3 separate regions of the Homo sapiens genome follow, and all the other regions are linked to region 3. A link is a contact called in ENCODE Hi-C or POLR2A ChIA-PET data. All regions are on one chromosome and are shown on one strand. Each heading gives the region's core, a stretch centred on a gene start or an enhancer-like site at or near the end of the contact. The rest is flanking DNA. Distances are from core to core; before and after follow the strand shown. Region 1 holds the start of SRSF1 (serine and arginine rich splicing factor 1). Region 2 holds the start of DGKE (diacylglycerol kinase epsilon). Region 3 holds the start of UTP18 (UTP18 small subunit processome component).

Region 1 (4,939 bases), core at 97-2,596, 6.7 Mb after region 3:
ATCAGCATAACATACATCACCTGCTTCACGCATGTGATCCTTTAAATCCTGCCAACTTCCACTTGGAGGCAGTCCTGAAAAAGTGATTTTTTTTTTCTTAGTACCAATTATCTTAAATTTCACGTTAAGCTGGTAAGGTACATTAGGACAAAGAGTACTTTAAAGTACTTAATAGGTGTACTTAAGTGATACCAGGTAAAGAGAGCTGGTAAGATTCTGGAATCCAGAGTCCAAAATTATTTGTAACGATCTTCGTATCTAGTACCGCAACCTAATTTGGTAAATCACCACAGCAGCAATCCTCGTTTATTAAATTCACCCAAAAACTAAAGCAATTTAAGACCTAGCATGAAAAATTTGCAATTATTAAACCTGTCACGCAAGAGAAAAATTTTAGGTAGTTTTCGTCCCTTCACATCAATCCACACAACCAGTACACTCACCAGAGACAACCACTCTGTTTTCAGACCGCCTGGATGGGGGGCCATAGCGACCTCGGGGAGCTCCGCCACCTCCACCCCCGCCGCCGCCTCGGCCTGTTCCACGGCCGCTTCGAGGAAACTCCACCCGCAGACGGTACCCATCGTAATCATAGCCGTCGCGACCATACACCGCGTCTTCCGCGTCTCTGCGGGATCGCAGAAAGTAAAAGGGATGAGAAACACCAGGAGGAGAAGCTCGCTCAGTTGGGAACCAGCAAACCCCCCGCACATGCGCACCCAACGTGGAAGAGCCCACATGCGCCGCATAATAGGAATGGCCCCTCCCCCACCCAGAAACACGCCAGGCTCCCAACCACTACACCAGCCCTCAGCGCCTCAGTTTCCCGCTCCAGCCTGCGAATGGGCTCCGGGGACGTCCAAGGCGAGGCGCCAGAGAAGCCACATCAACTCAGCTCCTTACTCGACTCCTGCATGGGCGATACAGTCTCGCCCCAACCTCTCTAAGAGCCCCCGCTTCCCCGTTCTCTATGTTAAGGCCTTGGAGCCTTCCCCAACTACTCGGACCTATTTCCTCAAGGCTGCAAGCCCCATGCCGCCTCACCGCGGGTCCTCGAACTCAACGAAGGCGAAGGGCGGTCCCCCGCGGCGATTCTTGAGGTCGATGTCGCGGATAGCGCCGTATTTGTAGAACACGTCCTCAATGTCCTTGGTTCGGATGTCTGGAGGTAAGTTACCCACGTAGATGCGGCAATCGTTGTTCCCTGCGGGGCCACGAATCACACCACCTCCCGACATGGCGGTGACGAAAAGCGCGGACTCGAGAACAGGCCTTCCCACCAAGCCTAGCGCACGGCAGAGCGAGCCCGCAGCGGCACCACGTCTCCCGCGGCCCCTCCAAAATGGCGCCTTTATCAGCTCGGCGCACGGATATGGGGGGGAGACAGAGGAAGAGAAGCGGAAGGAAACAGCGATTCGATCCCAACACGCACGCGCGGGAGCGCAACGGGTGCTGCGAGGGCTACGTTCAGCGCACGCGCACGCACGCGCGACGTCACCCTCCCCACGAAGGGGGTAAAAAAGTCCCCCGCGTTCCCAGCTTGGGGTGGTTTGCGAACAGAGTGACCAGCCGTTTGGTAAAAGTTAAATAACGAACTTTCGTTAAAGGAGCTAGTCATCCAGGTCGGGTCTTGAAGGATGGTCGATTTCTCCAGGAATGAGGATCTTTGAAAGCAACTCGGCGCCTTCAAAGCACTTGGTGAAACCTAGCCTAAAGCGTTGTCCCACCATGCTCTGCGGCGATAACGGCCTTTGGCGGGAAAGAGTCTCGGAGGCGGGGCCAAAGGGGGACGGCCCGGGCGGTTGCTCCGGAAACCCGGGTATCTTCGTAGGGTGCGTCTAATCCAGAGCTGAGTTGCGGGTGATTGAACGGAGAGCTGGGGCGTTGGTTTGTCTTCCCGCCCCTGCTGCGAATAGACCGTGGCTGCTTAGACAGATGTGTCTAATTTAGCGAAACCGATTTAGATTCCTTAATCCTCTTCATTAAGTACCGTTCCGCCTTCTCGTCAGAACTTTGCATAGCTCGGGTCAGCACTCCTAGTGCTAGTCGCAGTGGGTCCGTATCCCGACCGGCAACGTGGTACCCGCCAACCAGAAGGGGTAACACCGTACCGCCTATGGGACCCACACCTTTTTATCTCTTGTTAGTCGCCTGTCCGTGGGACTAGCGCAGAATGCCTGCAGAATGAATCGTTTCTGTTGTTTCCTTTCAAAGAACGAGAAGGAAGAAAGGGTGCGTGTGTGCAGTCCTTTTTTCAAAAGTTTTCCCTAAAAGTTACTGATACACCAGGTTTTGAAAATACCGGTCCTCTCAGGTAATAAAATGGAGCAAAATGGATGTGAGAACCGTAACCACTAGATACCGCGGTTGCTATTCAGGACTGTGATCCTGTTTGCCTGCGGCATTGGGAGATAACATTTTACATTTTTTTTCGACGTCTGAAATCTGGATTTTTATGTGAAATCCTGGGATTTTTAAACGTCGCTAATGAATTAAAATTCAAATCAGGCTGGGCGCGGTGGCTCACGCCAGCACTTTGGGAGGCCGAGGCGGTTGGATCACTTGAGGTCAGGAATTCGAGACCAGCCTGGCCAACATGGTGAAATCCCGTCTCTACTGAAAAAACAAAAAATTAGCCGGGCTTGGTGGCAGGCGCCTGTAATCCACTCTACGCGGGAGGCTGAGGCAGGAGAATCGCTAGAACCCTGGAGGCGGAGGTTGCAGTGAGCTGAGATGGCGCCATTGCACTGCAGCCTGGGCTACAGAGTGAGACTCCTCCAAAAAAAAAAAAAAGGAGGGGGAAACAACAACAAATTAAAATCAAACCCTGCAGTCATAAATTTGCCATAACAGATCTACACACTGAATTTAAGGGATAATTTTCTTCATGTTATTTATTTACAGTAGTCCCTTTCCGCAAGGATGTGAGGCAACTTACAGAGATACCATAAAACATGAAAACTAGATGAGGCTGGGCGTGGTGGCTCACTCCTGTAATCCCAGCACTTTGGGAGGCCGAGGCGGGCGGATCACCTGAGGTCAGGAGTCGGAGACCAACATGTCGAAACCCGTATCTTCTAAAAATACAAAACATTAGCTGGGTATGGTGGCGCGTGCCTGTAATCCCAGCTACTCGGTAGGGTGAGACAGGACAATCTCTTGAACCCTTAGGAGGTGGAGGCTGCAGTGAGCGGAAATCACGCCACTGCACTCCAGCCTGGGTGACAGAACAAGACTCCATCTCACACACACACAAAAAAAATGCTAGAGTAAGAAATCAGAGGAATGGGAAAATGAGGGGTGGATTAAATGAAATACGCATAAATTACTATACAAAATGCCTGCAGTGAAAGCCCGTTGAATTTGTTGAGATAGATTGCAAATTTTACTTTAGTCTTCCCAGAAGTCACGGTAAAGAAGGGTACAGAAGTATTGTGTATTCAAAATCCAAAGTGCCTTTGGGATAAAAGTAAATAGGTCATTCAGGAGAAGGACATGTTTTCTTAATTCTAAAAGCTGATGAAATATATTTTACAAATGTTTCTCGGTGACCCCAAAATACAAATTCAATTTGAAATGAGCAGGGATGCTTGGTCTTGTGGCCGTAGATCCTCGGTATATCTACAGATGACCTTTGGTAATCCTTGAGCTTTCTGTAATATTTTCGAAAATTATATGCATGTGTGCATGTACAAAATTATATGCATGTGTGTACTTTTTTCTGGGAAGAGGATTTGGAATTTTAATCAACTTCTTAAAGGAGTCCATAGATCCCAAAAGGAAAAAGAACTTCTGAAATTTGTCAAGGGAAGGATAGATTGCCTATTCTTCAGACCATCCTTTAAGTATATATATAGATGTGTGTTTGTGTGTGTGTGTGTATATATATATATATATATATATATATTTTTTTTTTTTTTTTGAGACAGAGTTGCCCTCTGTCACCCAGGCTGGAGTGCAATGGCATGATCTCAGCTCAGTGCAACCTCTGCTTCCCTGGCCTAAGTCATTCTTGTGCCTCAGCCTTCCGAGTAGCTGGAATTACAGACATGTGCCACGATGCCCAGCTAATTTTTGTATTTTTGGTAGCTGGGATTACAGGCATGAGCCACCACGTCCAGCTAATTTTTGTATTTTTAGTAGAGACGGGGTTTCGTCATGTTGGCCATGCTGGTCTCGAACTCCTGGCCTCAAGTGATCCTCCGGCCTTGGCCTCCCAAAGTAGTGGGATTACAGGCATGAGCCCCTGCACCTGGCCGGCTTTTTTTTTTTTTTTTTTTTTTTTTTTTGAGACAGGGTCTTGCTCTTTCACTCAGGCTGGAATGCAGTGGTGCAATCACAGCTCACTGCAGCCTCGACCTCCTGGACCCAAGCGATTCTCCCACCTCAGTGTCCTTCGTAGCTGAGACTACAGGTATGCATCACCACTTCAGACTGATTTTTGTATTTTTTGTAGCGATGGGGTCTCGCCATGTTGCCCAGGCTGCTTTTGAACTCCTGAAGTCAAGCGATCCTTCCATCTCGGCCTCCCAAAGTGGGGGGATTACAGGCATGAGCCATTGTGCCTGGCCAGAGCCTGATATGTTTTTAAATGAGAAGGTGACCAAAAAAGATACTATTTCAACAAATCTACTGTTTCTAGCATTGTTCCATTAAGTGAATGGCAGAAAAGAGGAGAGTTTTTAAAAACTTGCAGCCTGTTGATTCTTTCATTCAACAGTTATTTGCTGAACACATTTTCTTTCTGTTCTTTTATACATCAGTTTAAATTTATGCAGGCAAAGCTTCTGTTAATCATAAGTCAATGATAACTGAAGTGATAACTGAAATCAGTAGTTTATAATTGGATAGTTCATTTTAAGAAGGGATGAGACAATACACATAGGTACTTTTAATTTCAAGGTAATTTCATTCCAGAAAAATATAATTGAATTTGCTT
Region 2 (4,998 bases), core at 886-3,385, 5.6 Mb after region 3:
CAGCTCACTGCAACCTCCGCCTCCTGGGTTAAGCAATTCTCTGCCTCAAGCCTCCCAAGTAGCTGGGACTACAGGCACTCACCACGATGCCCAGCTAATTTTTTGTATTTTTAGTAGAGACGGGGTTTCACCATCTTGACCAGGCTGATCTTGAATTCCTGACCCCGTGATGCACCTGCCTCGGCCTCCCAAAGTGTTGGGGTTACAGGCGTGAGCCACAGCGCCCGGCCTAAACACATAGTTTTTAACTGCTCAAAGCTGCATCCATAGGATGACCCCAGACCCCCTAAAGTATCTTCCTGGGAAAGCTGCCAAAAGAACTCACTGTTGGCTATTGCCAACACCTTACAAGCAGCCCCTGATGTCCCTTTCTTAAAGAGTTAACAACAACAACAAAAAACTAAACAATTGTGAATCCTTCCTCTGTCTCTCTGGGATGTAATGTCTCCTACACATCAGGAGTATCCTTCTCAAGAACCTGAAAGCCATTCCTCCAACATGCAATCACCAGGAAGCAAAGGGCCTATCTCCCAGTTACTGTGGGAGGATAGGACCCTGACTCCCATAACAGCCATCTAACAGGCACTGTCGCCTAACCTTACTTACACTGACCCACCCTTCACAAGTTTCACTTTCCTGACTACTGAGTTCCTGCTCATCCCCTTCACATTCCCTCCTCCTCCCTCTTAAACACCTAGTCACTTCTGCACAAAGTTCAGTTCCGTTCACGAGGTACCTTCTTCCCTATTACAATAGTATATTATTAAAATCTGCTTTACCACTTTTACTAGTGTCTAGCTTTATCTTCTACAGTTAATACAAATATACGCACATACACATGCATATATATGCACACATAATAATATATACATACACACATACACGTATATATACATCTATATGTGTATTCTTAATGAATGTTATGTCTTCTCTAATCGTTTGGAAGATATTATCAAGTATTTCTTTGCAGTTTTCCTATGATCTCTGCGTTTCTTTTCTGTTCCTTTGGTCCCTTGCTTCGGTGTGTGTTTTCTTTCCATCTTTTATGCTAGAGGAAGTCCGCAAGCAACAAGTGGTCCTCGGCTCCCACTCCTATGTATGTATGTAGTAGGAAGGAAGCCGCTGAGTGCAGCTGTGCGCGCCGGGGCGGTGCCTGTGCCTCTCTGGATTCCGTGTTTCTTCGGGGGTGCTGAGCAGCGGTGCTTCCGCGTCCGCGTTCTCCGGGTAGCTGATGTGCTGCAGGCTGCAGCCCGCGTGGTCGCGGCTCAGGTCCGTGTTGGGCTGGTAGGACTCCAGCGGGGAGCGAGCATTCCTCCGGAACCTGGGGCTGGACGACAGCAGCAGGAGGCGTGCTCCCATCTCCGGTAGTCCCCGGCTCCCGCTGCTCCCCTTTCTCCCCGGCCTCGGGCGCTGGCGGGCGCGGGCGAGGGGGTAGCGCAGGGGAGGCCCGCCCGCCACGGCAGGGGGCGGAAACCGCGGCCGGGCTCGGGGTCAGCGGCGACGAGCGGGCGGCTGCCCCGCTCGCCCTCGGCCTCCGCGCCCGCCCGCCGCTCCGCAGCGGAGGAGCCCTCAGGTTTGCGTTACTGCGGCCGCCACACCTACCTCAGCCCGCCGCGGCCAGGTCGGGCGGTGCCGCGCAGGCCGCCTCCCCCCCTCGCTTCCCAGTCGGCTTACGCATCCCCGGCGGCGGCGGCGCCGGCATCGGCTAGAGGTTCGGCTCAAGTCGGGGGCACTCGTGTCTGCGCCGAGCGGCGGGCGTGAGCGCGGCCCCTGGGCCCCGCGCGGCGCGGTGCTGCGAGGAGGATCCTCGTGGCCTTGCCCCGCCGGCGGCTTTCCAGAATTTTCTACGATTACGAAGTTTTGGCATTCAACCCTCCATCCTCTCAAACGCCCCACTGTTACTCCGCCCCCTTCCCCTAGGCCCCGCCCCCAGCCGCAGTGCCCTGCCTCTTCCATCCGTCTCCAGCCTCCTCCACGGCCCCGCCCCCTCAGGCCGGTCCGTCTCCCCTCCCACCTCACACCTCCGCCCCGCCCGTCAGCCCTGGCTCCGCCCAGCCACGGGGCTCGCCGCCACAGGCCCCGCCTCCAGCTCGCGGCCCCGCGCGCCGGATCGGCGTGCGTGCGGCTGGAGCCTTAAGCGTTTCCCCCGCCCGGCTTCATCCCTGCTGGCGGCCCAGCGTCGTTCTCCTCCTGCGCGAGGCGGCCAAGGCCTGCTGGCCCGGAGCCGCGCCTCCACCCGCGCGAGGTAGGGCTTCGAGGACCGGCGCGGCGCAGGTCTCCGGAGGCCTCCCGAGAGGGGCTAGGGTCGCCGGGCCGCGCGTGGGAGCGGGTGGGGCCCGGGAGGAGACGGCGCCCCGGAGGGGAGTGCGAGGCCTGGGCCGACGGTTACGGGCGCCGACCGGCGTTGCCTGGCCTGAACGCCCGGCCTTTCGGTGGAGGGCAGCTTGCCCCTGTATGTTGCGCCCTTCCGTGGGTCAGACCGGCGGCAAGGTGAGGCGGCGGCGGCAGCAGCAGCCGCCTTGGGCTCCTGGACGCGCTCCCGAGGTGGGGCGGGTTGGGGAGTGGGGATTGGAGCGTGATGGCTGGACGTCGCCTTCTCGGCGCGGCAGGTCCCGGGAGACGGGGGGACGAGGCGCAGTCCCGCCCTCGGGAGAGCGGAGCCACCTTCACTGAGGGCGCCCGGTTTGGCCCCGGAAAGGCAGGAAGGGGGCGGGGAAGGGATGGCGAGCTCGGGGTGCACCGCCTGTTTCTTTTCTGGTTAGGTATCGTCCTTGGAGAAGATGGAAGCGGAGAGGCGGCCGGCGCCGGGCTCGCCCTCCGAGGGCCTGTTTGCGGACGGGCACCTGATCTTGTGGACGCTGTGCTCGGTCCTGCTGCCGGTGTTCATCACCTTCTGGTGTAGCCTCCAGCGGTCGCGCCGGCAGCTGCACCGCAGGGACATCTTCCGCAAGAGCAAGCACGGGTGGCGCGACACGGACCTGTTCAGCCAGCCCACCTACTGCTGCGTGTGCGCGCAGCACATTCTGCAGGGCGCCTTCTGCGACTGCTGCGGGCTCCGCGTGGACGAGGGCTGCCTCAGGAAGGCCGACAAGCGCTTCCAGTGCAAGGAGATTATGCTCAAGAATGACACCAAGGTCCTGGACGCCATGCCCCACCACTGGATCCGGGGCAACGTGCCCCTGTGCAGTTACTGTATGGTTTGCAAGCAGCAGTGTGGCTGTCAACCCAAGCTTTGCGATTACAGGTATGGTCTTCGTGGACACTCACTGTCCCAGAATGCGCCGTGGGAATCAGGATTTCATAGAGTGGTGTAGAGGCCTGCTTTAATCTCTGCTGATGACCTAAACTCATTTTGAGGAAACAAGCTAATAAATAAACATCCCTGAGTTTGTGCAAGCGTGGCAGCTTTGCAGTAGTCATTTGCTGAGACGATGCATCCAGCCTCCACTCCTCAGCCAGCCTGCCCTTTTGGGTAATAAAACTTGGCTCCTAACGTTAATACAGAGGTTTCTAAGTGGTGCCTGCTTCATGGCCACTGTATATTTTAGCTTTTGTTCCTATCGATTATCTCCTTATTTTAAATAAGGAAAAATGAAATATGGACAAATTAACTTTTCCCTTCAGCCGCAAAACTGATGGGTCACAGGTTTTGTACTATGAATGTGCAGTGAAAACAAGTGTCATTCCAAGGCAGCACTTTTATGTCTTTTGCTAATATAGCTGTTGGTACCATAGCGAAATATACTCAAAAAGAACACTGAAAGGAATATTCCTTTTGACGCTTGGTCTTTCAGGACATGTAGAATCTTAGATAAGTGACCTTGATTAAGCCAAGAATATTTTAATGTCTTTTATATACACACTGGACAACACATTTTTGTCCTTAAATATTGTTTGAAAATAGGTGAAGATGTCCTTTGCTGATGTTGGAAATTGGTAAAGGAGAATGCTGCTTTGCAAATGATCTATTCTAACTCAGTTCACAGTTGAGAAAATTAAAGCCCGTTAGGTCCACTCTGGTAAAATAGGACTGGCCTCCAGGATTTCCAGCTCTGGACTAACACTTAGCCTCCTTTGAGCCTTAAGTCTGGACATCTTCATTGTAATGGGTTTTATTTCTGACAAGTAGAAAGGCGCATAAACATGCTTAAGAAATGAAATAGGCAGTAAATAGGAAGCTGCTTTTTAATTTTTTTAATTTTTTTTGCAGAAATTCTTTCATTAGCATGAACGCTATTATAATGTCAATACCTGTTTTTAAGTCTTATTTTAAATAATTTTACACATTATCAAAGAGGCTTAAGAATAAATGTTCAAAATAATGTATTCTAGACAACTACAAAGTTTTGTAACCATGCATTTTTATTTGGTATCTTTAAAAATTAAATGCTGTCCTTCTGGCATCAGTGAGAGCCAAGTTAGCAGGGACTTTAAATAAATTTCATAATGAATTGAGTATTGTTCTATTTCCTTCCCTTCTCTGGTGTAGCCTCCAGCAGTCTGTGTCTGTGCAGAATTATATTAAAAATGGTTTCCATAAATAACCGTATTTCAAATACTCTTGAACACATAATCATGCTTCTGATCCTCCACCCAAATGATCTTTCTAAAAATGCAAATCTGATCAAGTCCCTGCTCTGCTTAAAATCCTTTAAATTGCTCCCCATCGGGTAAGCTGACTGTTTTACAGTGTAAACCCCTAAGTGCTTTTTCACAGGGTACATAAGGTCCTAGTACTTTCTGGCCTCTGTCCTTTTAGTTTTATCTACCACCACCTGCATTAAACTTTATGCACCAGCAACACTAAGCTTCTTGTAATTTCCTTAAAACGTCAGGCATTTTCTGACATTTCTGCCCCTTTGCTCAAAGCTTTCCTCTCAGTATTCTTCTGGCTAGCTTCTAGGCACCCTTAAAGACCCATCCCATGTCCTTGTCCTTTCCTTCAGGAACTCTTACCTGATCTACTCAGCTTCCCTCCTCCCCCAGTTTTTCCTTTTT
Region 3 (4,676 bases), core at 1,749-4,248:
ATCTAGAAAGGTTTAGATAATAAGGTCAACATATAACCAGCTTTAAAGAATATGGCAGCGTCTTAAAAATAAAACCAGTTGTTCCTGTCTAGTATGTTTAGAATGCAGATGTCTCCAAAGTCAGTCAACTTAAGTCATGACAGTTCATGTTTAAAGTAAGCAGGAAAAAAACTTGGAACTCCTTATTAATTAAAATGTTAAAAACACTATTATTACACCTCTACTGATTCTTTTTCACAAGCTGAATTCTAATGAGTAGATTTAGAGGAAATATTTTATGTCAAACATTACATAAAGTTAGAAACTGGATGGTTAAAAAGCATGACGCAACAACGTAAGGCACTATGAATAAATACTTATTCAAGACAGATGTTGCCATAATTTGCAAGGTACTCACAAGCAATCAGTATGGGGTTTTAGATAGATAGAAGCTACTTGTTATTCAGAGAAGGAGGTGGTGCAAAAAAAAAAAAAAAGTACAGCTATTTTCTTTCTAAACACTCTGGTGTTGAGGTAAACAAATGAAAAATAAAATAACAGTCTAAGTCCACAAGAGCAAAGCAACAGTCTCTAAGTTATAAGAGGAGGAGAGAAAAATTGAGTCTAACCTTTTAAATAGGAGACTGGGGCTTAAGGTGAAATTTATTTGCTGGCTTTTAAATCACATGCATTATTTCTACATTATACCTGTTATGTCTTGACACCCACTTCACCACATTAGAGAGTAATAGGTATATCCAAGATTCTTAGGCCAATAAAACTACTTTTAGAGGCAGCATAGCTCACCAAATGAAGGAGAATGTTAGAAAAACACCCAGTGACAATAGTTTCAACTATCTCAACCACCCAGTGATAAGTACTGGTGCATGCTAATATAAGGAGAATTAAAAATATTGTAAACTCTAAACAAGTATTAAAATGGTTCGTAAATTTCAAATCTCATAAAAGATAGTTACTTAAAAAAAAAAAAGAAGGAGTAAAAGCATTTGGAAGAGAGGCCCTTGGAGGAAAGACTAGCTTCCGAGGAACACAGGTCAAATACGGGTGTGGGCGGTAATCATCTAATCATCCCTCTACCAGGTGATGCTTCTAACCACTTCAGTTTTAGACATCCTTAGAAGTGATTTAGGTAATAAACAAATGTGTTTTGTGATACAAGAACCACGGAGATGACGCTGAAATTTCTAACTTCAAAAAGATGCACTCCTAAGAGAAAACAGGCACGAAATTCCCATATTGTAATTCTTTAGCTTCCTGTAGAAAAACATCTTCAGGCATGTAAGCCAGCACACTTGACACTGACCCAGCAAAGTTTTCGGCTAGCCCTCACTATCTCTCAACCCCCCTTCCTCCACTTCCCTGCTGTTCTTTCTTGGCACACAAAATATAGGCCAATGAGCAGTGGGTGGGTGAGGAGGATGTGAGAGAAAATTTGAGAAGTAAAAAAAGGAGCAACTTAACCAGGACATGAATGAGACTGAAGGGTCTAATAAGGGTAGGCAGACAACAATTAGAACTACTGAAATATGGGCTTTCCTGGGCAGTAGTGAGCTCTCAGTGCTTTTAGGGGTGTAAGCAGGGTTCAGACTACCTACCACTTGTCAGAGAGGCTGCAGAGGGGACGGCTGCTTTGGATGACCTCTAATGTCTCTTCCGACTCTGAAATGTTAGGATTCTTATTTCACAAAGGAGAACGCAATGGTCACAGAAGTCCACCGACTTGAAACCCTTTTAAATATGCAGCCTTGGAGGCTGCTTCCCAAACACCACTCCCACCTCTCCCGCACGTGCCCACCCCGCCCCCTTTCAATATTTCCACCTCCACGTGCAAACCGCCTCGCGGCACTGCCCCCAAGGCAGATAGACACCTTCCCCTGCAAAGCAACGAAACTGTGCTCCCCCTCCCCGCCAAGAAGAGAGGACTACTCCACTCTCCCACCCTGGGTGGCTAAAAAAGGAAAAGTCTCGGATCCAGCCTTTCCCCCCTAGCCAGAGCAGGGGGCGGGGGCAGGACGCAGAGAAAAACTTTCTTCTCGAATTTTTCTTCCAAAGGGTGGAGGAGATGGAGAGAACCCCAACGAGTCCAAGGCTGACGGGGTGGGGGGAGGGGAACCCCTGAATCGTTTAACGGCTGGAAGGGGGAGGGGGGCTCCGGAGGTTGAGAGGGCGTGGGATGGAGAAGCAGGCCAGGGAGCGGGGTCAGGGAGCTGCGGGGTTCCTGGGGTCGGAGAGCTGCAGGCGTCCCCCCCACCTGGCACACAAAGCGGCTGCCGCGCTCGGCTCTCACCAGATCCTTTGTGTTTTCCATCAGGGCCTCATGGGTAGGGGTTGTCCGTGCTCCCCGAGCCCGCGGCGCCCCCTCCCCGGGCTGGGGGCAGGTGCCTCTCCCCGGGACTGCGGCGACTACAGGGGGCCCCCGGCTGGGCCCAGACCGGTGGCGGGTGCAGCAGCCCCCGGATTTCCCCCCTTTAACTCGGGTGGCCCCAGGATATCAACAACATTAGCATAGCCCTCCCTCCCCAGCGCGCCTGCGCCGTGACCCGCGCCCCGATTGGCCCACTTCCCTACATACCCTCCTCTCTCGCTTCCACCGTGGGACCCTCTGCAGGCTCCGTACTCCAAGGACCGTACCAAGACGAAGGGTGGAAAGCGTATTGGGGCTTGTGTCAAGTCAAGTGGTTACAGCCAAGAGGAAAAGCAGAAGTTCCATTCAGCCGTCCCAGTGTATAGTCGGGGTTTCTTGCGCTCCTTTCAATATGTTGCAGCTGCGAAATTGTGTTGGAAAAATTTTCCACTCCAGTCACGCCGCTTCCCCCTACACCCGGAAGATTGGCCCTCCCGGAGGAACTCCCACACGGGGCGGGGCTGGGTAGGGGAGCGGGAGTTACGTAGAGGGAGGGAGTGCTGGTCACGTGGCAAGAGGCTGCGCAGGCTCCTTCCGGCCCCCGGGGCTTCGGCGGCGGCGGCCCGCGAGGGGCCTGGGCGCATGCGCAGCGAGGTTCCACGTGAGCGCCTGCGTTTCTCCTCAAACCTAACGATGCCGCCGGAGCGGAGGAGACGAATGAAACTGGACCGGAGAACCGGAGCGAAGCCGAAGCGGAAGCCCGGAATGAGGCCGGACTGGAAAGCCGGAGCGGGGCCAGGCGGGCCTCCCCAAAAGCCTGCCCCTTCATCCCAGCGGAAACCGCCGGCCCGGCCGAGCGCGGCGGCCGCTGCGATTGCAGTCGCGGCGGCGGAGGAAGAGAGACGGCTCCGGCAGCGGAACCGCCTGAGGCTGGAGGAGGACAAACCGGCCGTGGAGCGGTGCTTGGAGGAGCTGGTCTTCGGCGACGTCGAGAACGACGAGGACGCGTTGCTGCGGCGTCTGCGAGGCCCGAGGGTGAGGGAGGCCGCGGCGCGCGGGCTGGGCGCACTCGGGCGGGGCGCGCGGTGGGCGGTGAAGCTCCGGGGGGCGGAGCCTGGGCGACCTGCGGCGGCGGGGAGCGCTCAGGTGGGAGGGAGCCCGAGAACGCGGGCGCGGAGGGTCGCAGCTGCGGGTCCCTCGCCTCCCTGCTCCAGACTGAAAGTGCCTGGAGGGCGGGGACCGCGTCTTTCTCCGCCCCTGGAGGCGCCGCTGCTCGGGTATCTGCTTTGCGAACTGTGGTCGTGAGCATCTTTCGCTGCTGCTCGACTCCGCTAGCCTCTTCCCAAACTGAGGGTGGTCTTTTGATCACCTGCCTCAGTTCCTTGTGATTCAGGAATTCGATTTCGTTGATGGAATCAATTCGTGGGCACGGGCCTGGGCATCTCCGTTGTAACTATGTCCCCATGTGACTATGAGACCCACCATGTTTTGAGAATGATCGTGTATTCCGTTCATTTAGCAAATATTGGTGAACCTGTTAGTTGCCAGATACCCTTTCTGGCAATGGCAAACCCTGCGTGATTGATCATACTTTTTGCACACATTTTGCTATCCCTTTAAATTCTATACCAGGCTTTTCTTGAGAGAGTCCCGGACATTGTTCTAGGCACTGGAGGAGACACAGCAATGGACAAAACTGACAAAAATCCCTGCCTTTTGGCGCTTGTGTGCTAGTGGCAGAGACAAGATAGAGGAGATAAACGAGTAAACTTCAGGTTTGTTGGTGACAAGTGCTGAAGAGAAAAAAGGACATTCGGGAAAGGGAGATGGGCGTGTGTAGAGGCCTGTGAAATTTTAGATAAAGGGGGCAGAGGAAAGCTCACCGAGAATTACCCAGGCCATGTTTATTACACAAATGCTGACCTAGTTAATGTCAGCTGCTTACCAGAGCCGCCTTCGGGTGCTTGTAGGAGAAGTGGCAGCAATCTTTTTGGGAAGTACAGAACTATTACTGGAAACATGCTGAACTGTGCGACGGTTTTGTCGTCTGGAAAAGGAACAGTGTACGGAGGTGGGAGCTGTTGGGTTTGAAGGCTATTAGACTAGTAGTAGAGCAAGTAGAAACCACTTGGACATTTCTATCATTGGTTTTGGGAAGCTCAAACTCACTTCAAGGGATATTCTGTGGTCTAGGTTTAGATTTTTTTTTTTTTTTAGACTCGCCCTGTCGCCCAGGCTGGAGTGCAGTGGCGCCATCTCGGCTCACTGCAACCTCCACTTCCTGGGTTCAAGCGATTCTCCTGCCTCAGCCTCTGGAGTAGCTGGCATTACA

Evidence for each region. Hi-C counts contacts between places; a loop is a spot of excess contacts on that map. ChIA-PET counts read pairs that join two places held with the same protein, here RNA polymerase II (POLR2A). Pooled maps may share reads with other maps.
Region 1: a loop to region 3 is called in a map with no recorded cell type, with 21 times the contacts of the local background. The contact joins the promoter of SRSF1 here to the promoter of UTP18 in region 3. A Hi-C loop is called at or near these places in 2 of 37 single-sample maps with no recorded cell type and 8 of 50 pooled maps.
Region 2: a map of naive thymus-derived CD4-positive, alpha-beta T cell shows a loop between it and region 3 (16-fold over the local background). The contact joins the promoter of DGKE here to the promoter of UTP18 in region 3. A Hi-C loop is called at or near these places in 1 of 168 maps with a recorded cell type or tissue (naive thymus-derived CD4-positive, alpha-beta T cell), 2 of 37 single-sample maps with no recorded cell type and 9 of 50 pooled maps. POLR2A ChIA-PET finds 5 or more read pairs at or near these places in 2 of 52 experiments (A549 and activated CD8-positive, alpha-beta memory T cell).

The regions. Positions count from the first base shown.
Region 1 is chr17:58,005,900-58,010,838 of GRCh38, forward strand. SRSF1 (serine and arginine rich splicing factor 1) reads right to left here and starts at 1,347. Exons shown (of 4, transcript NM_006924.5): 1 at 1,045-1,347; 2 at 444-628; 3 at 1-74. The coding sequence starts at 1,238. RefSeq lists enhancers at 1-157, 489-538, 809-858, 982-1,700, 1,649-1,698.
Region 2 is chr17:56,832,016-56,837,013 of GRCh38, forward strand. It overlaps DGKE (diacylglycerol kinase epsilon), which reads left to right and starts at 2,136. Exons shown (of 12, transcript NM_003647.3): 1 at 2,136-2,245; 2 at 2,763-3,244. The coding sequence starts at 2,781. It overlaps C17orf67 (chromosome 17 open reading frame 67), which reads right to left and starts at 1,905. Exons shown (of 8, transcript NM_001085430.4): 1 at 1,603-1,905; 2 at 883-1,327. It overlaps LOC124904036 (a long non-coding RNA gene), which reads right to left. Exons shown (of 3, transcript XR_007065857.1): 3 at 4,345-4,998. RefSeq lists silencers at 1,133-1,427, 1,401-2,470 and enhancers at 1,795-2,392, 2,861-3,260, 2,992-3,589.
Region 3 is chr17:51,257,548-51,262,223 of GRCh38, forward strand. UTP18 (UTP18 small subunit processome component) reads left to right here and starts at 2,999. Exons shown (of 14, transcript NM_016001.3): 1 at 2,999-3,379. The coding sequence starts at 3,038. It overlaps MBTD1 (mbt domain containing 1), which reads right to left and starts at 2,502. Exons shown (of 17, transcript NM_017643.3): 1 at 2,288-2,502; 2 at 1,596-1,659. RefSeq lists silencers at 2,240-2,559, 2,900-3,009, 3,360-3,549 and an enhancer at 4,020-4,069.